2 separate regions of the Mus musculus genome follow, and region 2 is linked to region 1. A link is a loop called in an ENCODE intact Hi-C map of the cell type or tissue named here. Cell type or tissue: left cerebral cortex. All regions are shown on one strand. Links, peaks and the distances in the headings refer to the core of each region. The heading gives the core; the rest is flanking DNA.

The links. Hi-C counts contacts between places; a loop is a spot of excess contacts. Peaks named below come from ENCODE experiments on the same cell type or tissue, not always from the same donor. Only the 100,000 strongest peaks of a DNase experiment are listed, where the experiment ranks them.
Region 2: it touches region 1 in a loop (2.1-fold over the local background); 3 of 42 quality-filtered maps call a loop at or near these places.

The regions. Positions count from the first base shown.
Region 1 is chr15:34,299,623-34,315,276 of GRCm38, forward strand. Matn2 (matrilin 2) reads left to right here and starts at 7,059. Exons shown (of 19, transcript NM_001358780.1): 1 at 7,059-7,286. In left cerebral cortex, for the core only: a CTCF peak has its summit at 7,488; DNase peaks (open chromatin) are centred at 7,053, 7,483 and 9,649; H3K4me3 peaks cover 1,420 bases; H3K27ac peaks cover 1,054 bases.
Region 2 is chr15:34,393,680-34,409,333 of GRCm38, forward strand. Matn2 (matrilin 2) reads left to right here. Exons shown (of 19, transcript NM_001358780.1): 7 at 5,371-5,493; 8 at 9,156-9,278. Among named protein-coding and RNA genes, the nearest start is that of Rpl30, 42 kb to the right of the region's middle. In left cerebral cortex, for the core only: a CTCF peak has its summit at 7,537 (motif pointing right); a DNase peak (open chromatin) is centred at 8,036; H3K27ac peaks cover 1,574 bases.

The DNA of each region.
Region 1 (15,654 bases), core at 4,398-12,397:
TGTGTGGGATTTGTCCTTCAGTATATTGATGCTACATTTTAAACATTGTCCTGACAAGTATTGACAACACTGTCCTGTGGAGCAATATTGCTTGGTACCTCCCCATTAAGCCTGATCAGAAAGGCTCAGATCTTGTAGAAGCTTTGCTCTAAGAAAAACAAACAAACACAAAAACTCTTTCAACTGTGACAAGAGAGATAATTCAGCATTGGCTGCCCTCGCAGTTTTATGAAACTTGAGTTCCACTGCCAGCTTCCAAATGGTGGCTCGGGACCCTCTGCAACGCCAGGAAATGCAAAATCCTACTCTGGTCCCTGAAGTTACCAGGCATGCATGTGGTGCATATATACGCGTATGTATGTATATATAGTATACATGCATATATGTATCTATAAACATATAAGCACATGTATGTGTGTGTACATATATATAAACACATATGTAGGCAAAACATTCATATACATGAAATAAATCTTTTTTAAAAAATAAAAACTCATTCAAACTCTTCAGAAATGTGGCTGTAACATCATCTTCCATTGCTTCCTGGAGACTTCACTATCTATGAAATTGTTCACTTTATTGCACTACAAATGTTTTTCTCCATCTCATGCAGTGTGACTCTCAGTGGACTATCATGTTACTCTTTCCATTAACTCTTTGTAGTGTTTCTTCTGTTGGACTCCAGTACTAACCATGTTACAGTTGCTTTCATGGCAAAGTAGGATTTGGAAAAGTCATCACATCTGGTATTTTGTTATTCTTGAGTCTATCCTTACTGAACTCCGCCAGTGCTGGGGATCTTATAGGACAGATGGATACTATCACTGCCCAAGGGTCTCCCAACTTGGTTTAGCACCAGACAGCCAGAGCAGATAGAGACTGAGTCATGTCTTTGAGGAATGATGGGTAATTGAGTGTCACAGCAATGAGACTGTTGGCTTCTTGTCATGGGCCAGTTCATCATAGTTTGGATGAAAAGCCAACACTCTGCTTCCAAAAGATGCTTCCACAATCCAGGTCCTATGTTTAAAGACTACTCTGCATCCTCTTCCAAGTGTCCACTTCCAAGGTGTAGTGCAGGTTTTATAAAGAAGTAAAAGGCCCGACTTCATCTGCAGGACCTTACAGGTAGTTCTGGACTACATAACAACATCTGAATCCATGGGAGCTGGAACAATGCCTCCTAGCCTAAGATCTCTTATCCTACTGCTCTTAAAGAAGACCAGAGTTTGGTTTCCAGCATCCATGCCGGGGAGCTTGCAACTGCCCATAGCTTCAGTTTCAGGAATCCAGCACCTACTTCTGGCCTCCTGACACTGCACTCATACACGAACTCACACTCACACACACACATATAAGCATAATTAAAAATTAAAGTCTAGTCCTTAAAAAAATAATACAAAACACACCTCGGAATCCATGGGCTTCCGAGATAGTTCACTTGTAAAGTGTCTGTCTTACATGCACGAAGAATTGAATCAGACCCTCAACATCTACATCATCCACAACAAAAAAAGTCAGGCCTGGTGACACGTGCCTGCAGTGTCACCTGCATTCCCAGCAGTGGGGAAGCAGAGACAATGGGTTCCTGGAGCTCACAGGCTTGCCAGTCTAGCCTAACCAGTGAGTTCCAGGCCACATCAAGACCCTGTCTCAAAAACCAAGGTATGAGCACCTGAGGAATGACACCAAGGTCACCCTGGCTGCTACATGCACTACTTAATGCTAAGCATCTCCCTCCACACACACCAAAACAAAATCTGAACTCTCTTTGTAATGTGCTGTGTTTCTCCAACAAATTTTTGACTTGCTATATTAGTTTTCCCTAACTGATCCCTATTACCTCATGGAGTAAAAAATACTTTGTAAATTCCAGCTTGGGGTTTCTTCCCGCCATTTGTGTTTTCCAGATGAAAGAGGCACACAGCCTTATATTTTTAATATACCTTAAGCAGCACAATTGTGGGCAGCTGCCTACCCTCCATGCTGTTAGAATCCACCTCCTATCCATAGTCCAAGTTATTAATTACTATGTTTATGTAGGCTGCTTTTAGCCCTTTGGGCCCATGGCAGCTCTGGCAGCTCTCCTCGATTCTCTATCTCATGGCGGCTCCCTTTTACCCTCCCATGATGGCTTTTTTCTCTTTCTTATTTATTCTTCCATGTATACTTAAAAACACTTATTAAGTTTCCCAGGCTAGAGACCACAAGAAAGGAGCAGGAAGAGAAAAAATCCTGCTGTGTGTTTCATCCGAGAACATAAATGGCCCAAGGCAGGAAGAAATTCTGCACCAGAATTTATAAAATGTTTTTTACTATAACCTTGTTTCTCTAAGGTGGGTCGATGTGTCTATTTAAAAATCTCTCAAACTTGGTGTTTGAGACATTAGTCTCAGCATAAAAGGTAGGAAGAGACCTATGAGTTTGAGGCTAGCATGGTGAGTTCCTAGCCAACCACAGTGAGAACCTGTCTAAAATAAGTGTTCTCTCTCTTTCTCTCTCTCTCCCTCTCCCCTCCCCTCTCCCCCTCCCATCCCCCACTCCCCTCTCCCCTCTGTGTGTGTGTGTGTGTGTGTGTGTGTGTAGTGATAGCTCAGCAATTAAGAACACTGTCTGCTCTGGCAGAGGACCTGGGTTTGATTCCCAGCATCCACATGGTGTCCTAAAACTATCCATAACTCCAGTCTTCAGGGGATCTGATGATTCCTCTTCTGACTTCCAAGGGCACTAGGCATGCATGCAGTGCACAGACAGGCATGCAGACAAAACAAAACACACACATTAAAAAATAAATCTTGAAAAACATCCATATTGAGTCCTTAATAAGTTTAAGGCCTATGTGAAATTACTGCCCCCACCCCCACCCCCAGTCCCAAATAAACCTTTTGTTAGCTTGCTTTCTATTGCTGCGATAAACAATCAAAAGCAACTTCAGGAGGAAAGGGTTTATTTGGCCTAGATAACTGGGGTCTCAGTCCACTGAGGGAAGCCAAGACAGGCACTGGGAGGCAAGAACTGAAGCAGAAACCCTGGTCACTACATCTCTCCAGGGCTTGCTTTTGTTTGTTTGTTTGTTTGTTTGTTTTTTCAAGATAGGGTTTCTCTGTGTATCTTTGGCTGTCCTGGATCTCGCTCCATAGACCAGGCTGACGTCAACTTTAGACATCCACCTGTCTGTGCCTTCCAAGTGCTGGGACTAAAAGGTGTATGTTGCTATGCCAGTCCAGCTTGCTTTTTTTTTTTTTTCGAGACAGTGTTTCTCTGTATAGCCCTGGCTGTCCTGGAACTCACTTTGTAGACCAGGTGACCTCAAACCCAGAAATCTACCGGTCTCTGCCTCCCAAGTACTGGGATTAAAGGCATGCGCCACTACCACCCGGCTCAGCTTGCTTTTTAAATACAGCTCAGGACTACCTGTATCAAGTAGGTAAGATGGACCCCAGCACAGACCCTCAGCAGAGATGGAATGGACAGATGATATGCAGCATAGGTACAAATGTGTGATCAGTTATCTCATGAGGTCTAGCATACTGTTGCCTTCATTCTTGTGTGCATATGTGGGTCCCCATATGAACTAGACACCTTAGCACAGTGTTCCTTCTGAATAAGGTTTCCTTGAGTCCATAGTAGAGCCTCAAACACAGAAGGCAGAGTTGGTTGGCCCTTCCCTCCGACAGCCCTTCTCAGTAACTTGCATTTATCCCCTTGCCCTACACACAAGGTACCAGCGAGGTAAATCATTGTTCCAACTGTGCATATCAGGACACCGAGCTTTGTTTGATTTGCTGAGGTGTTTGTTTGTCTGGTTTGGTTTGGTTGTTGCTGTTGTTGTTTTGCACACCTGAAGAATATCCCATAAAGTAGAGCAACTCATTTAACCCATTTGCCTGGCCCCCAGCCTTGCTCCACCCACAGACTTCCTATTCTGAAGAATCCCCATAGAACTCCCTGGGGGGAAACACCCACTTTAGCTGGCACAGACCAAATAATGGGATCATTAGTAAGTCAGAGTCTTCTTAAAATTGGAAGGATTTCCAAATAGCTATTTGTTTCCCTGGTAAATTATTGGATCCTATGGGTATCTTGGGATAGACACACATTTGAAATATGTTTCCATAATTTATAACTTAGCTTTTCCAACTTCTTGGGTGTTTTCACTGTCTGTAAGGAAGAATTTTCTGCTGTGGGATCCAAGACCAAACATTTCCTGGAGACTTTGTTCTGTTTTCTGACCTTCATCTTCTTTCTTCTAAAGACTGAAGAAGAAATTTCTGACCAGTGCAGGCTGTCAGCAGCAGCCTGTGGCCCAAGGTTCAGGTAAGGAACACAGGGCCATGAGGCCCTGGTTATTTCTGGGCAGTAAGGCCAGAATGTGTTAACCCTTTGTTTTATGGGGTTTTATTGTGTTGTTGGTTTGTTTGTTGTTTTTGACTGCCTCTCTATGTCACCCTAGCTGGCTCAGAACTCACCATGTAGGCCAGACTGCCCTCAAACTCAGAGACCCATCTTTATTCCTGAGTGCTGAGACTAAAGGTGTGCACCATCACAGTGGCCTTGACTGAGATTTTATTTATTCATTTATTTTATGTATATACACTGTAGCTGTCTTCAGACACACCAAAAGAGGACATCAGATTCCATTACAGGTAGTTGTGAACCACCATGTGGGTGCTGGGAATTGAACTCAGAAAGAACAGTTAATGATTTTAACTGCTGAGCAATCTCTCCAGCCCCATGGCTGAGACCTGGAGCTCTTTATAGAAATAGGTCTTGCAGAATAGGTCTTGTAGATGACATTTGTTTGTATTCTAAGATTTGAAACTAGTTAGTTCTGATTTTCTCTGATGGTTTGTTAAAATCTGGATGGGGGTGTATTGGCTTAGCAATTGGGTGATAGAATTAGGGTTGTTGCTGCTTTGTTTTGTTTTGTTTTGTTTTGTTTTGTTTTGTTTTGTTTTGTTTCGAGACAGGGTTTTTCTGTATAGCCCTGGCTGTCCTGGAACTCACTCTGTAGACCAGGCTGGCCTCAAACTCAAGAAATTTGCCTGCCTCTGCCTCCCAAGTGCTGGGATTAAAGGGGTGCGTCACCACTGCCCGGCTTGTTGTTTTTTTATTTAAAAGATTTATTTTATTTATGAGCGCTCTATCTGCATGTACATATGCATGCCAGAAGAGAGCATCAGATCCTATTGTAAATGGTTGTGAGCTACCAAGTGGTTGGTGGGGACTGAAATCAGGACCTCTGAAGAGCAGCCAGTGCTCTTAAGCCCTGAGCTATCTCTCCAGCCCCAGAATTAGGGTTTTTATTAGGAGATAGATGTCTGGTCTGCTGTAGCATCCTGCCATCCCAGATTGGTAATCCCAGAGTCTGGGAGTTAGCTCGGTTCCCTGCTACTGATCAGTCCTGTTTTCTCTCTGTCTCTCCTAGGATGGCCACTATCTCAGGTAATGTTTCCTCTCTTAAGGAAGTTATAGAAATCCTCCCTTCTGGGCTGGAAAGATGACTCAGCAGTTAAGAGCACCGACTGCTCTTCTGGAGATCCTGGGTTCAAATCCCAGCACCCACATGGTGGTTCACAACCATCCGTAATGACATCTGACGCTCCTCTGCTGTGTCTGAAGACAGCTACAGTGTACTTATATATAGTAATAAATAAATGCTTAAAAAAAGAAATCTTGCCTTCTATAATTTTTTATTAGATATTTTCTTCATTTACATTTCAAATGCTATCCCCAAAGCCCCCTATACCCTCCTCCTGCCCTGCTCCCCAACCCACCCACTCCTGCTTCCTGGTCCTGGCATTCCCCTGTACTGGGGCATATGATCTTCGCAATACTAAGGGCCTCTCCTCCCATTGATGGCCGACTAGGCCATCCTCTGCTACATATGCAACTAGAGACACAGCTCTGGGGAGTACTGGTTAGTTCATATTGTTGTTCCTCCTATAGGATTATAGACCCCTTTAGCTCCTTGGGTACTTTCTCTAGCTCCTTCATTAGGAGCCCTGTGATCTATCCAATAGATGACGGTGGGCATCCACTTCTGTATGTGCCAGGCATTGGCATAGACTCACACAAGAGAGCTATGTCAGGGTCCTGTCAGCAAAATCTGTCTGGCATATGCAATAGTGTCTGGGTTTGGTGGTTGTATATAGGATGGATCCCCGGGTGGGTCAGTTTCTGGATGGTCTTTCCTTCTGTCTTAGCTCCGAACTTTGTCTCTGTAACTCCTGTCTCTGTAACACAATGGAGTACTACTCAGCAATTAAAAACAATGAATTCATGAAATTCTTAGGCAAATGGACGCATCTGGAGGGTGTCATCCTGAGTGAGGTAACCCAATCACAAAAGAACACACATGGTATGCACTCACTGATAAGCGGATATTAGCCCCAAAACTTAGAATATACAAGATACAATTTGCAAAACACATGAAACTCAAGAAGGAAGACCAAAGTGTGGATACTTTGTTCCTTCATAGAATGGGGAACAAAGTACCCATGGAAAGATTTAAGTTTTTGAGTCTGATCTGAACTAGCATCTTAATGGCCTTTCCCATCCCAGTGGCTGGTCCAGGGCCAGTGGATACTAGTAATATGAATTGGCGCTGGTGGGGCTGTCCTAGACTGCCAAGACAACTTCTGGCTGTGTCATCAGTCATCTTAAGTCTCACCACTTCTTTCTTCATCATCGTGCTCCATGGATGCCTCCCGAAGAAAATGATTCTCAATTCATGTTATATGACTCCAGCTGTGTCTCCTGTTACCAGGAAACCCTCACCCCACTTCACTCCCGCCCCAGACCCACACGCTCCCTAAAGTCTCCAGTTACTCCAACCTCTGGAGATCCATTCATTCCACAGGGACTAGGGATGCACCAGGAGTCTGAGGGTGGCAGCAGGCAAGGAGAGCGTCTTTGGCCCCGAGCTGGGGGCTGCCTGTAGCGTGGGGCAGCTCTGACTGCTGCCTCTCCCCGCCTTCCCCGTCCCCAAAGAGGACACCCCTCCTTCCGCCCGCCCGCTTCCAACCCTTGTACGGCACCGCCTCCTCGCGCCGCCCTTTCAGGGAGCCTCCCAGGCAGCCAGCAAGCGCGGAGAGCGCACTGGGATGGGACTTGAAGGCGGCTTCTCAGGACACGGCGCTGGCGCGGGATTCTTGTTCGCGTCCGGGGATCGGTGCCCAAGGAGCTCTGCGGTCCTCTGCGGGGCGAGGCGGCGGACCACGGAGACTGACACTCACAGCTGCTCCCCTGTCTCTCTTCCCGGGTGTCGGCGGCGGTGGCTGCAGGTGAGCGCGGCGCGCTGACCCGGGAGCAGATGACCCACTGACCGACAGACGCAAAATCTGTCCCTCTCCTGGGGGACCCGCTGTCTCCCTGTGGAGAGTGGGAGAGAAAGGCGGCGCTGCAGGTCCCCTCGGCCGGGAGAAGTCCCGCCACGCCGGGCCAGGCGCGGGACACATGGGGCGGCAGTAGTACCCGAGGGCCCCGCGGGGGCGCTGTGCTTCGCTGCAGGGACACTCAGAACCCCTCCACACTGACCAGGGAATAGGGACTTGTTGAGTGGGTTTGCAGTGACAATCCTATCTACCAGGTAGAAAATAACTTGGTTCCTCCTGTAGGCTGGTACCTCAAGACCAGTGTCATCTAGATTTCCTTTGCTTTCTGTGTCCAGCTCTGGCTTCCTTGTATTTCGGAAGAGGGATAAGAAGAGGGCATTTTGTGTTGCTGGAAAACTGGACGACAGTTTGGGGAGAGGACAGAAAAATATGGGGACAAACCCTTGTAAGGTCTCCCGGAGTTGGTGTTCTGGAGATACTGTACAGTAATCACTGTGGCGCTCCCACAGTGCATCTACAGGATGCAATTCCCATTAGCCTTTGAGGAATGGACAACGAAGCTGTAAGGGTAAAGGACAGAGGTTTGGGAATCAGCAGGCCTCGTTCAAACCCCAGCTGCCAAGTTTACAGGCTGGAGTACTTGGAGACAACCAGCAACACAATGCCTCAATTTTCTCATGCATCTAGAGGGGATTATAATGCCTACAGGATTAAATGAGATTTCATTGAAGTACAGAGAATAGTTCTAAAAGTCTCTTACTGCTAGTGAACTCTGCTACCCACCTTTCTAGAAAAGGAAGGAATCTGTGTGAACACTGAATTCATCCCCTCCCTAATTCTAGGACAAAACCTTTTGAGGGATGCTCTAAGATGGCAGATAATGTATATGTGTTAGTGGAATTTTTGTGCAAATGTCCATTCGAGAACATTCCCTGCCTGCTTGCTTGCTTGCTTTCTTTCTTTCTTTCTTTCTTTCTTTCTTTCTTTCTTTCTTTCTTTCTTTCTTCCTTCCTTCCTTCCTTCCTTCCTTCCTTCCTTCCTTCTTTCTTTCTTTCTTTCTTTCTTTCTTTCTTTCTTTCTTTCTTTCTTTCTTTCTTTTTTTTCAAGACAGGGTTTCTCTGTATAGCCCTGGCTGTCCTGGAACTCACTTTGTAGACCAGGCTGGCCTCGAACTCAGAAATCCGCCTGCCTCTGCCTCCTGAGTGCTGGGATTAAAGGCATGCACCACTACGCCCGGCCCTGCCTTCTTTCAAAGTGATAATTTCACAAAGCCAGCCAAGATACCAAGGTGAGTTTGTAGCCAGGAAGGTTTCCTCTAAGCTTCCTGTTTATTCTGTTTAGAAGGTTTCCTCTAATGTTTGTTCTCTTAGAAACTCCATTGAAGAAGGAAAGGCTGCAGGTTTTCATCTTCTATCTCCCTTCTGTTCCTGCTTTCATTTCAGTTGACAGACTTCAGCTTCAGACCCCCACATAACCAGCCAGATCTCTTCTATAAACCCAGGTTTTGGAGGTTCTGGCTTCCAGAGTCCAGACCCAGGTGGTCAAGAGGCATGGGGCCTGAAGTTCATCGCTGAGGATATCATAGCATAATTGAAACCTGAGACAGCCTTGGATAACAGGCAGGTCAAACTCCTATTAGCTAAGACCACGCATGTCTGACAGCAAAAGGCTAGGTGAAAGCTGAGCATGGTGGTGCATGTCTATAACCCAACACTTGAAATGCAGAGAGGCAGGAGGGTCCGAAGTTCAAAATCATCCTTGATTACATAGTAACTCTAAAACAAACCTGGACTACATGAAACCCTTTCTCCAAAAACCAAAAGGGGAAAAAAAAAAGACAATTGGAATGAGGCTCAAGATTTTAAGAAAGGCAAAGAGATGTTGCTCCTTGAAAGACAAGGAAGAAAAATGAGCCACTGGAGAGTCTGAAAAACAATTTCCAGTTTGCCTAGAAGCAGTTCTTATTGGTAACTGAGAGAAGGCACCGAGATATGGGAGTGTGAAGGAAAGAGGGGGAGAAAGCTTGGTCTCAGGGGAAGCTGAGTGAGTGAGCAGTGACCAAGGAGATGCTGGGATAGATAGAGCTCAATGGAGAGGTAACACCAGCCCCGCCAGCAAGGGCCTTTCCAGAAGTTGCTCTGGCATTTGCTTGCTGGTTCTATCCCATGCACAATCTCCTTTCCCGGGAGTCCCAGTTCTCTGGGGGAAGCTAAGCGGGATTTCCTTCCCTGTCTAAGGGAACAAACACGGGGGATGACATACACAGCTCTAGGGATGGCTGATACCCCAGAGAGTGGTGTACATCGTGTTGCTAGGAAACAGTGCCAGGATGCTCTTCCAAGAGCTCTCAGAACTCCAGCTCATTTTAGCAGTGCCTCAGAGAGTCTGGGTGTGTAAGGCCTAGACTGCAAAATTGGCTGCAGCCATGGAAGAGGTTAGGAGACAGGAAGGAAGCCGAGAGGAAAAAGTGAAGTGTGTGCATTCCTGAATGTGGTCAGGATGCAGAGGGCAGATGGAAACTGGTCTAGGTGTAGACAGCTACTAAGCCAAGGAGTCACTCTGACCATGAAAGGACTTGAGGAAGAGAAGATGAGCTCCTTGCTGGACTAGCTGAGTCAGCAGCCCATCTTCACCTCTAGTTGGAAGTCACAGACAACATGTCAGGTTAACCCAGTAATAACCAGGGTGTGAAGTGTCGAGCTGCCTATGGGTAGTCTTTATGTTCTAGCATGCATTGGCTTCCGGTTTGCTGGCCATGCAGGAGATGGCAGTTCTGATAATAGGTGGAAGGAAGATAGGAAAGGCCCAGCTCTGAGATTTAGTCTCAGCATGGCCTGATTATATGTGAATACTTAGAGTGAAGGACACAGTTGCCGAACTGATGTCATCTCTCTGATTGCCTGAGAGGTTTCGGGGGGCCGGGGGGGGGGTTTCTTCATTGTTTTACCAGTCAACTAGCTCTGAAGCCTTGGAGGGTCTCTAGCTATAAACTTTAGCGTTCTGTTCTCAAAAGTAAGATCTTATCTGCTTTGGTGGGGATCAAGCAAAAATACTTGGTTCCCTGCCTAACCTGTCATAGGCACTAAGCTAACATTAATGTTCTTTCTACTTTTTTCTTTTTTTTTTTTTTAAGATTTATTTATTTATTATATGTAACTACACTGTAGCTGTCTTCAGACACACCAGAAGAGGGAGTCAGATCTCATTACGGATGGTTGTGAGCCACCATGTGGTTGCTGGGATTTGAACTCAGGACCTTTGGAAGGGCAGTCGGGTGCTCTTATCTGCTGAGCCATCTCACCAGCCCCTACTTTTTTTCTTAATTATCTACATTTTTATTGTATGTATTTTGTGTATGTATCTGTGTTAGCACACACATAGAGGTCAGAAGACAACCTGTGGAAGTTCGTTCCCTGCTACCACATGGGTCAGTTTACCCACTGAACCATCCCCCCAGCCTGCCACTTCCTTTTCTTATGTGAATGGGGCTTAGCATTGGCTATAGACTTTTTTAGGAGAGCAGGGTTCTGTGGGTCATGCTTAGGTAGAGATACCACTTTGTTGTCATGCCTCTTACTGATGGTTCATTACATACCAGAGAGTTGTGACACACAAGTGAGGTCCCTTGAATATAGACAGCCAGATCTCTCAAGACCCACAGCTCATTTGTTCTTGACTCTGGAGGGACCCTACTTTTCTGGTGACTCAGATAGTGATGCTTAGAAGGTCCCCAGCTGTTAGAGCAGCCTCCTTTCTCTGTCCCAACCTCTTGGTAAAGCTTCCTAAAAGAACCCATTGTCTCATGGAAAGGAGACAATTGGCTAAAACAAAAGTCAAAGCCTTGCATTATTTCAAAACATTCTTTCTGTGCCCCCTGCTGCTTCACTGGAGGCAGTTTCTCACACAAAAGCTCTCATTTGCTCAGAGTTGAAAGGACTGTCCTTAAAAGTCTTTTAATTTTCCTCTTAGGGATGTTACATATTTTTGAGATGCCAAGAGCTATAAATGCCAAACCAAGAAAGTACCATTGACTTGAGGACATGCATCAACTTATTATTATGTGAAAAATCCATATTGTCTGATTATAATTATATTACATAATATTGCCATTATTATGTATTTATATAGTATCTTTTCTATTTTTATTACCATAAATTAGTGAATATAGTAATGGGTTTCATTACAACTCTTCAGACACATACCCAATGCATTTAGACCATATTTGCCCCCATTATCCTTTCTTGTTCCCTTCCTGATCCCACTGTGTGGTGCATGACCCAACCCCAACCCTCTTTTCTCTCTCTGTCTCTCTCTCCCTCTCCCCCCCTTCTCTCTCTCTCTGGGTTTGTGTGTGTGTGTTTTAAGATTGGTTACAGAAATATGGGGTAAGTTACAATGGCTACACCACTGAATAAAATGTCTCTCTCTCTCCCAACAACCATTAGCTACTTAGAGATCCTTGGGGAGGGGCAGGGTCTGGAAGCTTGTCTCCCCTGCACGGGGTCGGAGGGGGTGGGGCGGATATTAACAGGCCCACCCAACCCTGTGCAGGTCTTGTATAGGTAACCAGAACTGCTGAGAGTTCGCCCATACTATAGCCAGGCCATGCCCAGAAGACACCATTCCACAATATTTCAACCCTTCCTCCTGCTCTTCTTCAATGCCATTTCTTTATTTTATAAATAGCTTTTTTGAAGTTTACCATACAGTGGAATTCATTAATTTTAAAGGGTATGATTGGTAAATTTCAACAAATATGTCACTCCATCATAACCATAACGTAAATGTTCCCATAGCCTCCTAGCTCTTTCCCTTTGGCTGCTCTATGGCTGGTTCCCCTTTCTTACCCACAAGCCCATTGGTTTGTTTCCTACTCTTGTTATGTAGTTCTGCCTTTATTGAATTTCCTCTAGTCAGAGAATTCAGAGCATAGTCCTTTTGTGTCTGCTGCTTTCATTTGGTGTCGTGCTGGGGTTCGGCTAGCAGAGAACCCCTAGTTGCTCAGTAGGAGTTCAGTGTGTGTTTCCCACTCATCAGCGGACCATCTATTGGGTCACTCTCATGCTCAGTGTTGGAAAGCACAACCTCTGCAAGCATCCGGGAAAGAGTTATTGTGTGGATGGATGCTCTTGTCTTCTGACTAAGTGTGTAGGGTCAGGACTCAGAGAGGACAACGCTTCTGTTTTCCTGGGGTTTGAAGGGTTTCTTAGGGTGTGGCCTTTGGTGCTAAAAGTGTGGGTGAATAGAGACAGTGAGTTACCTTTTCCCGTGTTATTTAGCTATAACTTTATGAAGAGCTGTCAACTGTGCTCCAGAATGACACACCGCTTTGCATGCTTACCAACAAATCATGAAGGTTCCAATGTCCTTGCATCTTCTCAACATGGCAGGCATTGTGTTATGGTGGCTACCTAGCAGGTTTCTCATGGTGCCTCATGGTGCCACTGTCTGTGTTTTTTTTTTTTTTTAACAATAAACATTTGAACGTCTTTTCATGTTCGTCCCCTAGTTATCCTCTTGGTAGTGGTTTGAATAGGAATTGCCTCCACAGACTCATCCTGTATTTGAATGCTTGGCCATAAGGACTGGTACTATTAGGAAGTGTAGCATTGTGTGGAGAGCCTCTGTTTGTAGGAGGATGTATATTAATTACTGTGGAGGTGGGCTGTGAGGTCATTTATAGTCTTAAGCTATGTCCAGCGATACAGTCTCCTGCTGTCTGCTGACTCTTAGCTCCTTCTCCAGCACCATGTCTGCCTAGACACTGCGGTGATTCTCACCATGACAATAATGGACTGAACCTCTGAAACTGTAAGCCAGCCCCAATGAAATGTTTTCCTTTATAAGAGTTGCCATGGTCATGCCATGGGTGTCTTCCCACATCAATAGAAACACAAACTAAAACATTCTTCAAACCTTTGCATATTTTAAAGTGGTCCGTTTTTTTATTGAAAAGAGAATACATTTTTATATTAACTATACAAATACTTCATCATATATATATTCATAAATATGTTCTACCAGTTTGTAGCTTACCATGTCATTTCCTTTTGAAATGAGAAAACTTTAAATACTTTCAGATATTTATATATATTTAAAAATTGTGAATTGGAGGCTGATGAGATGGTTCAGTGAATAAAGTTGCCCATTGCCAATCCTGACAACCTAACTTTGATTCCTGGAATTGACATGGTAGAAGGAAAGAATCAAATTTTGCAAGTTGTCCTCTGAGTTTCATGTGCATACTGTAGCACACATGTATCATACATGTGTATACACATACATAAAATAAATAAATGTAAAAAGCTTTTAAAAATTATGAACTTCAATATTGTTTTGTAAGTAAACATATTAGCTGGTTTTATGCTAATGAAATGGCTCACCATGACAAAATTTGTCATGTATCATTCTGTACTGAATGGCTTGTGTGCAGAATGATAAGACTAGCAGCCAGGGCTCTGTAGAGCAGCCTGGACTCAAACAGAGCTTTGCCTGTCTCTGCCTCCTGAGTGTTAGGATTAAAGGTATTTGACACCACCAGGGGCTAAGAAGTTTCTTTGGTAAGAGGTATGAACTAAACTTAACTGTATAAGGATAAATATTTAGAGTATGGTTAGAAACTGTACTGGTTTAGTAAAGTTGTGTTTAACCCATTTTTAACATTACATTGGAACTTGGCATGGTGGTGGGGAGACAAGAGGCAGGAGGATGTCCTTGTGAGCTGGAGGCCAGCCAGAGTTAGATAGGGAGACCCTATCTCAAAAAATAAACTCCAACATCATAGATCAACATGCACACATAATTGGCTGGCATGCAGAATGCAGAATGATAAGAATAACAACAAATATGGCTGGAGGGATGACTCAGTGGATGAAGGTGCTTGTCCCCCACCCTGATAGTGAGTTGAGTTCATAATATATTTTTGTATGGAACAAAGCAGATTGAACTGGACAATATTCTACTACACAAAACAAATCAGAAACAGAAAGATAAATTTCATTAACTCACAGTGATGATACCACACCATCTATGTCGTAGCAAGTTGTGTGATTAATATTGAGTCATTATGAAAACAAGTAATAGCTTTTAAGATGATACAAAGGACCAATGGCTGGAGAGATGGCTCAATTGTTATAGAAAGTATCTAATCCCAATCCAGGATTTCTACCCTGCCTGTAACCATTTAGTTCCTGAATAAAAGACACATGCAATCTCTATGTTTACAAGAAGTCTAATCAACACAAGAGCTGAGCAGATATCTACCCTGTATGCTATTAAAAATCTATTTCCTATAGCTAACCTTGAATTTGTTAACTCCAATTGGCCATCCCTCAGGTCCATGTTTTCATGAACTAACCCATGGCAGCTCCTCCTTCCTCCTCCTTTCTCCTTGTCCTAGTGGTTCTCTCTCAACCCCCAACCCCAGGCCTGGGAACCCTAAAACCTGCCTATGTCTCTTCTGCCCAGCTATTGGCTGTCAGCATCTTTATTTACCAATCAGAAATAATCTGGAGGCAAGCATCACTTGGGTCTACATGCAGACTCTCCCTCAGGGGCAACCAGGTCTTAGAGACCCACATTTAGCATCACAATACACAGCCAGAGACCTTTACTGAGGAGCATTGACTGCTCTTGCAAAAGACTGAGGTTGAGTTCCCAGCACTCACTTGATGATGCCCAGTTGTCTGTAACTACAGTTCCATGGGCTCTGTTGTCCTCTTCTGGACTACAGAGGTAGTGCATGCATGGGGTATTGCATTCATGTACTGCATAGTACTCATAAATGCAGGCAAAACACCTATGCACATAAAATAAAATAATTTTTAAAAATGAAAAGAAAAATAGCAAGATAGTCTACATTATCTTCCTTTTTCTTTTCCGAAGGAATCTCAGAGTTAAAGGAATAAAAAGTAGCCAGTCTAACTAGAGGACTCTAAACTATTTAGATGAGGAAAGATAGGAGTTACCCAAAATGAATAAATTTAGGCAAATTACTTGTTAGAGTTAGACACTAAATAAAGAGTGCCTATCTTTAATACAATCTTGGTACTTAGTAAAAAGTTTCGGGAGTTGACGGGCTTGAGTTCCTCAGCAGGTCAGCTTCTAAAAGCAATTCGCTGAACAGTGGTGGGGGTTGTTTGTTTAAATTCTGGAAAGTGGTATTTGCCTTACGCCTGCTCCCTTCCTTCCTCTATCAGTTAAACAGCAGTGGCCTTTCATGAATGGACACTTGTGGATTTTACATTGGGTCAGTTTCGTTTTCTGCTGGATTAATGTTATACATGACCTTGGCAAGCAAGATAGTTGATTTCACTGA
Region 2 (15,654 bases), core at 2,556-10,555, 92 kb after region 1:
GCAGCAGTACACACAGCTAGTAAAAACAGCAAACTTCAGACTGGGTTAATTTTAGCTTGAAAGTATTGGTGCCCCTATGAACTTTCCATTCCAGCGATGACTGTGAATTCAGGCAATCTTCTTCTGGGGAGAAGGGATTAGCTGGTCTCACATGGGTGCAGTGCACCCAGGCAGTGATCCCATCCACTTTAACAGCTGTTGGCATGCTCAGCAAAATGACGTACTGTTCTTTCCACCGGGGCTCCAACACATTCTGGCTAAATCCGTTCATGTAGACCCAGTCTCCAGGTTGAAACTTGTGTGGTTCCAGAACAGGGTCTGCTTCATAGAGGGCACTCGATTTAGGCCAAACCTGCTCATGTTCATCATCTAATTCTGCAATAGCTGTTGACTGAAGGTTAGGTACAATAGGAGCAGGAAATATATGATTTCAAAGGGGGTTAATCCCATCTGGTTAGGAGAATTCCTCACCCGATACAGGGCAAAGGAAAGGAATGTCATCTAGACCCTCCCTGCTAGTTTCCATGGCTAATTTGGTCAAGGTCTCTTTTAATGTAAGATTCACCTTTTCTGCCTGAACTGAACTTTGGAGTCAGTATGCACAATGTGATTTCCAATCTGCCCCAATAAATCTCGCTACATCCTGGCTTACCTTGGACACAAATGCTAGCCCATTGTCTGACCTATCATATGATATCTTCTAGCAACTTCTTAGACACTACCTTTGCAGTTTCAGTCTTTGTTGGAAATGCCTCTGTCCATCAGGAGAAGGTATCCACGAACACCAGTAAGTACTTATAGTCATACTTTCCCAGTTTGATTGCTGTAAAATCAACTTTCCAGTAGTCCCCCAGTCTCTTACCTCAAAGATGAGAGCCTGGATGTTTGGCAGTGTTGTGGGTGTTGGTTAAATGGCAAGCTTTCAGCTTGACACTATATTCTCAATAATACATTGCATGAAAGTCACTTTAGATTGTCTCACTGCATCAGCCATCCATCTCACTCCCATGTAGATGACACTATAGATTTTCCTGAGGATAGATCTTGCCAGAGAGGTGGGTAGTATTAGCTTACCTTCTGCCGTCTGCCACCAGACCTCTGAACACCGACTCATGGGCTGATTCTTGGCCCATTTGATCTCTTCCTCCGAATAGACTGGGCATTCCGGCAGGTTGGGGTTTGGCGGTTCTGGTAGAGTCGCAGCTAACATGGAAGCAGCTGTTTCCTCTAGGGCCACCTCTTTGGTGGCTTTGGCGGCCAAGTTGTCACCTCTAGCCACTGCCGTTATTCCTTTCTGATGGCCTGGACAGTGTGATTACCACTCTCTTTGGCAGCCAGAGGGCTTCAAGTCATTGTAGAATTTCATCTTTGTTTTTGATAGTTTTTCCTTCTGCAGTTAGGAGTCCTCTCTCCTGGTATATAGCTCCATGTACATGAGCAGCTGCAAATGCATACTGGCTATCCATACAGATGTTGACAGCCAGTCCTTTTTCCATAATAAGGGCCTGGGATAGCACCATCAGTTCCAGATATTAGGAATGATCCCCTTCCGTGCTTCTTGGGACATGGGATATTGGCAGACCCATACTGGGTCTGCTCCTGGCTTATGCTCTACAAATACAGGGGGTCAATGTTTTACCAGCCCTGTGTCTCCAGTCTCTGACCAAGCCTTGGGAAACTCTGCCAGCCAGGCATCCAGGTCTTTTTTTTTGGGGGGGGGGGGTGGCTGGTGACTCGTACAGTCTAGACTCAGTCTCAGAGGCCACGTCAAGTGTCAGCACCTGGACTGGTTTGCCGTTCTAGTCCATTAGCCAGATTTTCCCAGGGCCAAAATAAATCTGGGCTCTCATTTAGGCTAGTAGATCTCTCCCCAATAAGGGGTATGGGCATTCAAGTATCACTATAAAGGAGTGAGATACCCATCTCATTCCCAAGTCCACTGTCCTTTGGGTAGTCCCTGAATATTGTTTGGCACCTATGGATCCCTGGACCCAGGATTTTTTATTATACAATGACCCTTCAGCCTTTCCAAGCACTGAATGTTGGACTCCAGTATCTACCAGGAAGTCTAGAGGCTCCCCCCTCCATTATAAGGGTTACCCAGGGCTCAGGGAGGGGGTCCAAGCCCTGACTCCCTCCGTCTTCCTCTTCCTCAGTGACCACGGTCTTGTTTTAGGGCTTTTTCTTTGGGCATTCTCTGACCCAGTGTCCTTTCTCCTTACAATAGGCACATTGGTTCTTACCTAAGGCTGATAGGCATCCTCCTCCAGGCTCTGGCCAGGGGTCTTCTCTAGGTTCTCTCCCTTCTGCAATGTTCCAGAGCTTCCTCTCTCTCTGGGTTACCATTGGCTAGCAGGAATCTGGCTAGATCTCTGTGTAATATCTTCCCTGTCTTATCTTTAGATTCCCTGTTATGGAACACTTTCTCCTCAACCTCTGCTAAATCTCTCAATGAATTTCCCCCTAGTCTTTCTAGTTTCTGTAACTTTCTTCCAATGTTCTGGCTGACTGATTTATAAATGTCAGCACCACTATGTTAGAATTCTCTGTTTCCTCAGGATCTAAGTGTGTATAACAGCGGAAACCATCCATAATCCTCTCGAGGAACTCTGCAGGGCTCTCATTATCTCTCTGCCTGACATCATAAACTTTAGCCAGATTCGTGGGTTGCTTGGCAGTTGCTCTGAGACCTGCCATTAGAGACTGGCAATAGACTGGAAGACACTCCTTACCTGTCCCTGTGTTATAATCCCAAGCTGGTCTCCTGAGGGAAACCCTCGTCAATATCAGCTTGATTCTGAGTTGGAGTGCCATAGGCACCTGGAACGTTCTTCCCGGACTCCAGGATGATGCGTTCTTTCTCCTCTGTTGTAAAGAGAATCTGCAACAATTGCTGACAATCATCCCAAGTGGGCTGATGGGTAAAAAGGATGGTGTCTAAGAGACTAATGAGCTCTTTAGGGTTGTCAAAGAACCTAGCATACACTCTTCTCCAGTTGTAAAGATTAGCCTTAGCAAAAGGCCAATACTAATAGGGTTTGTTTCCCTGTTCATCAATTGGGCCTGTCCCTTTCAGGGGTAAGATAGTGGAATCTGCCTCTGGTGCTACAGCCTGGGGCGGTGTGTTGGCATGCCTGCTTCTAGTCCTGTGAGCTGGACCTCCCTCCATCTCCAAGGTGGACACTATTGGAACCTGGGGCGCTCCTTCTGGGGGATACATGGGCAGGAGTAGAGTCAATGTAGGGATCACTGGTTCTGCTGCAGGAATCCTCTCGGGTGGAAACGCTGGGGATGGAAGTGCCTGGGCAGGTCCCCTGTACAGGGGCACAGGTGGAAACTCCGGGAGTGAATATACCTGCACTGGTCCTGCCCGCATGAGTGGAAACGCAGGAAGCAGAAGCACCTGTGCAAGTCCATGTCCAGGAACACAGTGGGAGGCGGGGTCTCAGCCAAAGCAGGGGCCGCTGCCTTTGTCAGAGCTGGTGCCTGAGTGTAAGGCAGTGGGAAAATGACTTCTGGCGTAGTGTCCTGTAAAATGGGATAGAGGGGCTTTGAAGACTTGGAGACTTCCTGCTTTTGTCTTTTGCCATCAGAGTGGACATGATTCCTGAAGGCTAAATATCTTTGGTAAGAGGCAATAGGAATGATTTCACCCAGGATAGTGGGTTGGCAACCAAATCTTTCCAGACTACAATGTAGGGGACTTGTTCTGGATGTCCCTGAACCTTCTGCAATACTTTGTCTTCCACCACTAGCACTGTGGAGAGATAGAAAGTCCCCTCTAGTGGCCGTCCTACTCTGAAGGTAGGCCACTCGGAGCTGCAATACGTGTGCATTTTCTTCCAACAAGAGATTGTGAGCTCTGGTTTTCACTTCCTTAAAGTGAGCTAAAACAATGTTGGGGGGGGGGAATGAGAGTTAACCCGTCCCATTGCATCCATCACCATCCAGTATAACATGAGACTAAACACTACCAGAAACACCACTGACAAAACCACATGCACGAAATAGGCACATCGTGACTAGAAACAAAAGTAAATCCAAGCACTAGGACTCACAGACTCTCACCTCGGAAAGTAGAAGTGAGGTGGATATGGGAGCAGATTGCTGGAGGTCTCTCCCTAAGCACTTCCAACCAATGGTCAGGAACCTCATCCACCCTGGACCCTGGGTCAGGAACATCTTCCTCCCTCTTACAGCCATGACTGCCCAGCGCATCTGCTTTAGCCACTTCTTTCCATTGCACTGCTACCTCGAGGCTTTTTCTGATGCCAAAATATGGCCAGAAAGAACAGACATGAACAATGAACAATACAGAAACACTGACTTTCACCACACTGGTGCGCTGACTTTAGACTCTCCGGACTGCAGATTCCAGAGATCTGCTGGGGAATACCATTCAGAAGAGCCCCCAAATGTTGTATCAGCAATTCCACAGGACCCCCAGGAGATCTCTAAGAACCGCTGGGCCTGATGTAAAGAAACAAGAGTCTACTTATTAATTTGAGTCAGACTCAGATCGTGAACCTTCCCACTGTGCAGGAGAGAGGTGCAACCTCAAGCCTAAAAGGCTTAGCATTTTTATACAGAATAGTCAGGGGTTCTTTGGATTTTAGGGTGACAGGGGAGGTGACAAGGCAAGTCATTTTTCAAACACAATATCATTTGTTCAGGCGGCAAGGCAGTATCTTTCAACTGGGAAGGCGAACTCTTCTGACCTGAGGAGTAACTTTATGGTGCTGTCAAGAACTAGTGTGTTTTTATGACTAGTCACAGCTGCCTGTGACCCCTGATTACCCTCCTTTTATCAAAAAGTGGGGCCTAATCCCCCCTCAAGGATGTTTGGTTTTTTGTTTCTTTCTCAAGGACAGGCACCAGCTACACCTGGGAAGTGTTTAGCCATTTATCAGTGAGAGTGCCAGACTCAACAACAGGGAAGCGAGGGAGGTTGCCATTTCTCTATTCGCAAGCTGGCATCTGTGGCTTCTCCTGGGGGGGGGGGGTTCGTTAGTGGGTGCCTCTCTGGAATCAGGGATAGCAATATTCTGGTGCCAGACCGGGTCCTCTCTGAACAACCAGGGAAGGGAAGGAAATCTCACGCTTGCTGTAGGAAGGAGCAGAAGGGAACTTCTGCGAGAGAATGCAGAAGCAGGCTGCCCATGCCAATTCAAAATCAAATGTCAGAAAGATCTTTGAGATGAAGACATAATATCTAGATGTGGAAATGGCTTTTTGAAGAGGCTCTTCTGGGTCAAAATTGTAAGTTCTGTATTTTATCCCCTTGGGGAAAATGGAGCCTGAGAACCCTCGGCTTTCATGGCTAGCCATATTGACTTTTTCACGATTCCCAGAACCTTGCTTTCTTTCCAGAGATTGACTATTGTGCCTCTTCAAATCACGGATGTCAGCATGAGTGTGTCAATGCCCAGACGTCTGCTCTCTGCCGCTGCCTGAAAGGCTTCATGCTAAATCCAGACAGGAAAACTTGCCGAAGTAAGTAACCCTGGCCCATTTCTCCAAATGTTCCTCTCTGTTTTCCCTTCTTGGCAGACCTTTAGCATCTTGTATTTGTAATGGATGTTTGTGTTTATTAACATCATTCTGCTCTTATTTTCCTTTTGTGTCAGCAGAACCTTTTGTGGGACATTTTTCTAGAGAATGAATAGATGAAATCTGGTCATGAGATTTGCTTAGCAACTCAGTCCATACGGAAGCTGTTCCTTGAGATGAGGGTGCCCCTAGAAAGGGCTTGTGGAACCTTAAGGGAGAAAAAAGGCTGGGCATACAGATGTGACATCAAAGGAGCTGGTTTCTTCAAGTCTTACATAGGGAACACTTGATGACCTCTGAGTGTGGGGACATTAAGGTTCTGTTCTCGTTGATTGGAAGGAAGGAGGAGGGTAATGCACTTGGCCACTGCAGCTGCTCTCAAAGGCAACAGAGCATCAGCAGGAAGGGGGTGAGGAAGTCCATGTGACTCAGATGCCTGTCACCTGAAATACTGAGAGGCATCTACTCCAAACCAGACCTCTAGGCTACATCCCTAGTATCTACAGATACATGCATGCATACACACACATACATACATACACATATAAACACACACACACACACACACACCAGACTGTTCCTGAAGGACACCAGAGTGGAAGTCCTACCAGGAAGAGGTGCTTGCCTTTTTACATCATGGAATCCTCAGCGACTCAGAGTGCTTAGCTCGTATGGGTTGAGTAGAGACTTGTGGAATAGATTATGTATGAAGGAATGAGTGATGGAGCTGCTCTGAGATACGTCATCCTGGAGAAATTACAGTATAAATGGAATTTCCTGATCCTTGTTTGTGATTTCCTCACCATGGCATTTGTAGAATTCACTGGAATTTCTGATTAGTGGTATATATATTTCCTTCCTTTCTCCTTCCCTCCCTCTGCCCCTACCCCTCCCTCTCTTTCTCCCCCCCCCCTCCCTTCTTTCCTCCCTCCCTCCCTCTCTTGCTGTTATTTGTGGTTTGGCTTGTTTTAAGACAGACTCTGGCTATGTGGTACAGGCTGGTCTCAACATTGCACCTATCTTCCTTTAACCTCTGAGGGCTGGGTTCTCGGGTATGCACTACAATACATGCTAGGATGTCTCCCTGTGTGCTGCACCTGCTACTTCTTCCTAGCCATCATGTGCTACATGGCAAGACTGTATCATGCACTTTTTGTGGGTCATATGTGGAACTGAATCTAGACAAGTCCCATCCTGCTTATGGCACAGACTAAGTTCCATACTCTTTCTAAAAAATATTAAACTTTATGTGGTTACAGAACCCATATTTTGAAACTGAGCCTCTCTTACAATTCCTACCACCAAGCCTGGATACAAACCCCTGAAACAGTCAAGTCTTAAACGAGAACTTGAATGAAGAGATTCAAACTGTGAAGACAAGGAGGTGGAGTATTTCCATTAGAACACACACACCTAACAGTATGTTGGATGGCCAGCTTCACAGCTTAGCTGCTCTCTTCTGCTCTGCTGACACCTTTTCCTAGGGATGAATGTGTGTGGGGCTGACTACACTGTAAGAAACCGGTTGCCGGTGGACTCCTATTAGTGGATGAGGGGTCTTAGGAGATAATTAGATCTGGTTCAGCACAAATAGGCATTATGATATCATGCTTCCTGTGTTACTCATGGGGTAGAGAATGGAAACAAATCGGGTATGTAGCCACGGATGGAGACTTTGCTTGAGATTCTGCATCTCTTGCCAGTCCTCTAAGATTCCCTTGGCTTATACCCCTCCTTCCACACACTGCTGGGGGCTCCTGAAGAGGAGAGGCCTCTCAGGCAGCCATTGCACAGATCATCAAGAGAGATGTGCTGAGAGAACAGGGTGGGAGACCCACGTAAGGACCCCAAATGGGTCCTTTGCTAGGCTGTGGCCCCTGCCAGAGTCCCTAACACTCATCTGCATATGTTTGATAGTGACGGCTCCATTTCCTCTGCAGCCGCCCTGCTTTTATTTTTTATTTATTTATTTTTTAGATTTATTTATTTATTATATGTCAGTACACTGTAGCTGTCCTCAGACACACCAGAAGAGGGCATCAGATCTCATTACGGGTGGTTGTGAGCCACCATGTGGTTGCTGGGATTTGAACTTCGGACCTTCGGAAGAGCAGTCGGGTGCTCTTACCCACTGAGCCATCTCACCAGCCCCGCCCTGCTTTTATAACCAGAAAAAAAAACCAGATTTTTCCTAAGATCTGGTGACTTTATTGGCCCATCTATAAATCTTCCTCCTCTTCTTTCTCTTCCTTGTCCTTCTCCTCCTCCTCCCCCCTCCTCCTACCTCCTCCCTCCTTCTTCTCCTTCTCTCCCTCCTCCTCCCCCTTCCCCCTCATTATATTTTCTGTCATCTTTGCTGTGAGCCCAGGCCTAGACCTCTAAGATCTGTCTGTCAGAGATACCATTAATGCCTGCATTCAGTCCTGGATTGTTGCAGGCAGCTGGGAGTGGGAGGAAGTGCTTATGGCCTCTCTAGAGCATTCCATGCAGAGGGAAGCAAAGGAATTGGCACAAAATCTGAGGTTTATAATTAGGAGCCTGAGATCTCAAAAATGTTCTGAGCCTTAGAACTTGGGGCCATTTACATGTAACAGGAGGCTGGTGGTGACTTTCAAATCTAATAAAATAAAATCTGTTTCAAATGAATTCAGTATCATCTGATTAAACTGAGGAAGATACTTTGAGGCAGCATCATACCGGAGGGAAGACTCCTGGCCAGGTTTTTGCCTTCTTCCTCATCTCCTGCTGGAGAGTGCCATTGTCAATTGCAGACATTCATCATGAAGGTAGTGGTGCAAAGCCTGGAATGCCATCAGGGTCTGAGGCTGAGCAATTGCATTGTGACCCAGATGTGGGCTGTGAGATTCTGGATTCTCATACTCACATTGGAGCTCATCATAGCTGGAATAACATCCTTAAAAGCTAGTGTGAATTTCCCAGTTAGTTAGTCTGAGGACCAGTCTAGGAACTGCCATTCACATCAGCTACATCACTCGAAGAGACTATCTTTATTGCTCTAGACCTGGATTTCCTTAGTGAGGAGTTTAGACATTGTGCTTCAACATTTTTAACCTTGGTGTTTTTTCTGGAATTTCTTTCCTGAGTCATCTGGTATCGTGACTTGAGTCACGTTGAACTCTTCTTGAGTCGCCTTGAACTCTTCACGAATTGATATACATCAAGGACATTATGTGACAATTCTGGCATGTGTCTTTGGCATACCAGACCCTACTAAATGAAGTTACATCCATTCCACACCCTTTATTCTGCTCCTCAGTTTATGGTTTAACCAGCAGTGCAGTACACAGAAGGCATCAATAACCTCACCTTATTTCTTGGCATCTTTGGTGTCTAACAGTCCTGATTCTTTTTTGCTGTGTCTCCAGAGTGCAAACCCATGAAGGCCAGGCCTTGGTAGTGTTCACATTTACATTGGTACATCTAGCTTAGGGCCTGGCCCTTAGCTGGCAAATGACTGACTGAATGATAATTCCCAGCTTGCCTCAGCAAGCAGTATTCAGCAGCTCTTTCCAGGGATTGTGGGAACCCTGGAGCCTACCCAAGTAGCCTCATACAGTCTGAATGGGGGGTCTTTCTCTCCTTAGGGATCAACTACTGTGCACTGAACAAACCAGGCTGTGAGCATGAGTGTGTGAACACAGAGGAGGGTCACTACTGCCGCTGCCGTCAGGGCTACAATCTGGACCCCAATGGCAAGACCTGCAGCCGTGAGTGTGCCCCAGGGGTGTGGGTGCTGATGGAGTGGAGACCAACCATTCACCATCCTTTGGGCTCATTAGCATCCATACCCTTCCAGAGCTTCTGGGTTTCCTGCAATTTATAAACCATCAAGTGTCACTGTTAGTACTACCCACTCCAAATGTTGAGTTGTAATGATCAAGAGAATCCATATGGGGGCTAGAGAGATGGATCAGTGGTTAAGAGCACTTGCTACTCTTGTAAAAGACCCAGATTCTGTTCCCAGCACCCACCTAGTGGCTCATTACTGTAACACCATTTCAGGGGATTCAACACTCTCTAATCTCTATGGATGCCAGGTATACATATAATACATACATACATACATACATACATACATACATAATACATACAGACATACATACATACAGGCAAGATTCTGATACATATAAAGTAAATAAATCTAAACAAAATTTAAAGAGAGTTAATATATGCTAAGTACAGTGGTGTATACTTAACAGTCTCAGCACTCAGGAGGCTGAGGCAAAGGATGGTGAATTCAAAACCGGCATAGGCTCTAGAGCAAGATGTCATCTCAAAAAATTAGAAGAGAACAAGATGGGGGTTGGGGATGGAAATAAATAAATGTGTAGGGTTTGTGGTGGTTTGAATATGCTTGGCCCATGGAATGGCACTATTAGGAAGTGTAGCCTTGTTAGAGGAAGTGTGTCACTTTGGACATGGGCTTTGAGAACCTCCTTCTAACTGTCTGGAAGCCAGTATTTTCCTGACTGCCTTCTGATCAAGATGCAGCTCTCTCAGCTCTTCTAGCACCCTGTCTGCCTGGATGCTGCCAAGCTTCCTGCCATGATGAAACTAAACCAGTCAAATTAAATGTTGTCCTTTATAGAAGTTGCCTTGGTATGGTGTCTCTTCACAACAGTGGAAATCCAAACTAAGACAGAAATTGGTACCAGGGACTGTGTTATCGCTGTGATAGGCCTGACCACGTTTTTGTTTGGAGAAATGTGGATTTTGGGACTTTGGATTTGGAATGACATAGAATGCTTTAAGAAGGAATTAATAGGCCATTCTAGTAGGACTACGGAAGACATTGGTATTGAGGTGATTTGAACTCTGGAGATCATCCTTATGATGTTTTGGTGAAGAATGTTGCTGCTTTTTGCCTTTATCCAAACAGTCTGCCTGAGACTAAGGTGAAGACATTTATATTTATTGCATTGACAAAGGACATCTCAAAAAAAGTCCAGTATAGACTCTGTCCTCTGGTTTACTTTCATGAAGAACATTTTGATCAAGCATAGCCAGCTTAGAAAGGAAAAATACAAAATGTGTGGTTCAAAGAGTAAAGGGGTACCAGGAAGTAGAATGAAGCTAAACTCTGTGTTCAAGGATATTAAATGGAATTAAGGAAGTGGTGACCTCCATGCAAGATCCCACCCAGCTAAACGTATATATTTGCAGTTGTATGAGGGAGGGTTATATCACGTTAGGTGTTATTATGACCTGGTTATTGTCTTCATTTGGACATAAGGAGATGTGATTGTGTATCAAATTGACAAGGGATGGGTTGTGATAACTATTCTCAGTTTTCAACTTGATTAAGATCTATAATGAAACGCTTAGGTTCAGGCATGATGGTATACTCCTTTAATCCCAGGAGACAAAGACAAGCAGATCTCTGAGTTCATGGCCAGTCTAGTACAGAACAAGTTCCTGGTAAAAAGAAGCTTAAGTATAGCTGTGGTGGCACACACCTTTAATCCCAGCATTCAGAAGACCGAGTCTAAGACTCTTGAGTTCAAAGTCTATCTACAGAGCAAGTTCCAGGACAGCCAAGCTTAGGCAGTGAGGAAGTTGAAAAAGAGAAAGCTGGCAATACATTAAGAAGGCCATGTTCCTGCCACAGCAAGCAGCAGAACTTGGCAGCTTTGACCATGTGAATCTGGCTTTATAGTCAAGAATAGAAGAGACTACTGGGACAAGTGATACTGGTTAGCTGGAGCTAAAAAATTAGTGGTGATTAAGAAGAGATTAGCATCTAGGAAGTGTTTTCTGAGAGCACAAAGAAGCTATGTTCCAGAGATAGATAGCCAAGGTTGTACCTTGTGTTGCAATTGGACTTGGTAATGTTTAAAAATCACCCAGGTGATACTGGTTTTGAAGGCATGAAGGGGTCATGGAGAGCAGCTGAGGATTGGCACTGTGAGAGGCCATGGAAGGCCATTGGTGAAGGTGCAGCTTCAGATGATCCAGGACTAAAAGGGTCACACAAAGAAGTTGAGCCTTGGCACAATAAAGAGTCTATGAGAAGCTATTGGTCAAGTCTAGTTGCAGCAGAAAATCACAGTATATTGAAGATGCCACTACCGTGGGATGACCACCAAGAACAGCAGCATCAGTGGAGTAGAATCAACCAGAGCCTAGAGTTAGTTCTACAGAGGACAGAGTTGGAGAAGTGAGCCAAGCCCTTTGGAGGAGTCCAGAAGATGATGTGTGGATCCTAGACATTGGAACAAGAATCTGTAAAGTTGAAGTTGCCTGAATATCCCAAGATGTTAGAGATGTAAAAGCTATGGGACACCTGCTGAGGAAAGCTGCTAACAGGGAGTTGAGCCAGCCCAAGAGAAAGAAGTTTGTTGCTGTCAATAAAGATGAATAGAGTTGGAGATTTGAAGAGCAATTTGACTTCAGACATGGAGACACAGAGTTTGGAGTTTGCCCAGCTGGCTTTTTGTCTTATTTCAGGCCAGTATTTCCTCACTATGATGTTTTAGAATAGTATCGTATATAATATGATGTTGGAGGTATGTGATCTGCTTTTTGATTTTGAATTTATAGGAGATTACAGTTAAGTGATTAGGTGAATCTCAGAAGAGACTTTGAACTTCTTACATTGTTGAGACTATTATAGACTATGGGGACTTTTAAAGTTGAACTAATTTTGTATTAAGCTATGGCTAGGTATGACTCACATAGATTCATGTGTTGAACAAGCCCATGGGGGTTAAGACATGGAATGTGGTGGTTTGAATATGCTTGGCTCAGGGAGTGGCACTATTGGAGGTGTGGCCTTGTTGGAGTGTTGGAGTAGGTGTGTCACTTTGGATCTGGACTTTGAGACTCTCTTCCTAGATGTCTGGAAGCCAGTCGTTTTCTGGCTGCCTTCAGATAAAGATGCAGATCTCTCAGGTCCTCCAACACCCTGTCTGTCGTGTTTCCTGCCAAAATGAAATTGTAAGCTAGCCTCAATTAAATGTTGTCCTTTATAAAAGTTGCCTTGATCATGGTGTCTCTTCACAGCAATTGAAATCCAAACTAAGATAGGGTTGAGGGTGTAAGCTAAGTCAGTAAGTAGAATGGTAACTTTGCATGCACAAAGCTATTGGTTAGATCCCAGCAAAAATAAAGCTGGGAGAGCCAGGTGTGGTGATGCATACCTTTAATCCCAGCACTTGGCAGGTGGATTTCTGAGTTTGAGGCCAGCCTGGTCTACAGAGTGAGTTCCAGGACAGCCAAGGCTACACAGAGAAACCCTGTCTCGAAAAAAACCAACAACAAAAAAATAAATAAATAAAAAATAAAATAAAATAAAAAATAAAGCTGGAAGGAGGCATGGGGGGGCAGAGAATGGAGAGAGAGAGAGAGAATGAATGTGTAGGCTGCTTAGAATAGGGCTGCTAGCTGCTATTAGTCTTTGCTACTAAAAGCATTTGCTAAATCAGATAGGCCTGAATTCAAATCTAAGCTCTGTCACATTCTATATATGTGATTTGGACAGGTTGTTCTCCCAGTTTTGATTGCCTATTTTTAAAAATTAATAGCATTGATTCCCCAGGTGGTTGTGGGGAATAATTGAGGCCATTTCAATCTCGTGGTCTAATGCCTGGTTTATGATAAACATAATACTAGATACAAATATAGTCCATATCAACAAGCCTGTGAAAGTGACTAACGGCCAGTACCAGGTTGGGACAAGAAGTCAGAAGGGGTAGACCTTGGAAAACTTTGGACTACCCAGGCTAATGTGAGGGGGAAACAGGGCAACATGGGAATTTTGTGAAGTTGTTCCTTTATTTCCTTCTATTGGACCCACCACAAGCTTAGTGACATAAACATATGAGAACTTTCAGATCTTGCCAGCTGGATGGGCCCATAACTTTTTTCTTTTTTGAGGTACAGTCTTCACAGCCCCAAGCCAGCAGAGGCTAAGAGTATGTGGGGGCTGTGATAGTTACCATGACACACTGAGAGCTGGGGCTAGTGGCTACATAAGAATCATTTCTTTGTGCTTTGCAAACAGTACACTATGTACTGCTTGGCTCTGCAGGCAGGAGGCTGAGTGAGAAGCATGCAGCTGTTGGACATTTGGACCCTTGAATGCCAGGAAGGGAAGTTTCACAGTTGAAGTATGAGATACAGGGCCAGCCTGGGGGGACCTCATTCTTCTCTGTCTTCAGAGGGAGGGAAATGTGGCTTTCTAAGCATGATCCCAGAAGTCAAGGGGGTTTTGAATGAAGAGGTTGAAGCAAAAGTCAGCACTGGGCTGTACACTTTCTTCTGACTGTCACTGGGTCCTGAGCTGAGGGGAAGGAGAAGGAGATCTTTGTTCAACAAGAAGATGCCTGGCTAATGGAGGTGCCAAATCCTGCCTTCTTCTCAGCATGTATAGGTTTGGCTTGCCACTGGCCCTGGTAGTAATCTGCAACTTCACTGAGTCTACCTTAGGCATTAAAGCATCCTTGACTTCCTGACTCTCCCAGCATGCCTTGGGAAATCTAGAAGTTCAGATGTGAGCCCAGAAGAGATGGGGGTCTTTATAAGATTTGTCAATATTTAGAAAATATAAACCAAGCTGTTTCTGCCCAGAAGTCCTCAGGGAAACTCATGGGGTTCTTAGAGAGCCCCAAGCAAGACGGCAGCCAACCCTTCTGAGGTACTCATTCCATGTTGGCACAGTTGTGAGCATCTTCAACACCCTAGCTCTCACATGCTTCCCAACAGTTGGGCCTGGTAAATGGCAGTTCAGGATATGAGCATGAGCATTCGGCTCCTGAGACTCTGAAAGAGTTTCCAGTAGGTTTGCCTGCCAGTAGACTGTTGCAGAAGGCACTAGTCCTCAGCCATGCAGAGTGAAAAGGCTTACTTCAGTGGGCTGTCGTGAAGTCCTCAGTGTCTGTCCAGCTGATGGGGGTTACATTTTCTCCATTCAGTAAATCTGTGAGGCAGCCCATGGGACTCTACGTGGGAGCTAGCCACCATAGCTGTGTGTTCCCTGGCTTTCCACTCTCCCTGCCCAAGCACCAGCTGTATGGTGTTTAGGTGCCAGAAGAGGCCACACAGGCAGCTGAGGCTTTTGTTTCTTCTCTAAATCTGGATGTCCTGATTAAGAGAGGTTTTTTTTTTGTTTGTTTTTTGTTTTTCTTTTAATTGACTTTTTTATTTTCAAATAGAAATGAATTACACAATAATTCTGCTTGTCTTATGCCAGCCCCTGGAGGGCTTTTAGATGGATCATCTCCTCTGACTTTGACTGCATTATACCAGAAAGTAACCACCAGGTATCTAAGGGGGAGGTCTCGGTTCTACATCAGAACCTGGGTAAGAGTGGAGGTGTGACAGTGTGCACTGTGATCGCAGCACTGGAAACAGAACAGTGGAGGCTTGGACATTTTTTTTTCAAAACCTATTTTAGTAAAGGTTCTTAAATGTTTCAACTTCCCCTCTAGCCCACCAACCAAAGGTAGGGGAGAAGAAAGGTTACTAGGAAATGGGAGATGTGGACCTGTTTAGAAGTAGTTCTTTTGGGTGATTCCAAACATTAATCAGTAGCAGCTGTTCAGTCCAGAAGAAACCACAAGGCTCTGTCGAATCAGCACAAGTCCTCTAGAGTGTCAGGAAGCAGCTGGAATACCATGAGAAGTTCTTTGGTTCTTTTCTCTCTATGAAGTCATGACAAGTAAAGGTCAGAAGGTCAGCTAAGACCTGCAAACTGTTACAAGGTGAACTGATGCAAAAATCTGTTGGGCTCTTTCCAAACATCACAGTGTCCTCTTGTGTGTCTGCTTCAACGAAACATACTCTCATAAGACAGCTTCCAGAAAAAAATATCACATGACACAACTGAGTTTCCAAATAAACCGGGAATTTCCACTTCAGAAAGGCTCCTGTTAGCCAGCCTTGTGTGAACAAACAGAGTCAAGGGAGGCATAGAAAAGAAAGGGACTGCTATCACCCCTGGGTAAGGAGGTCACAGCACAGAGAGGCTAAGTGTGACTCACACCCACAGCTAGGACATGGGAATCAGCCCTGTCTTAGTTTGCTTCTCTGCTACTGGGATAAACTCTATGACCAAAAGCAGTTTGGAGAGAACACAGTTTGTTT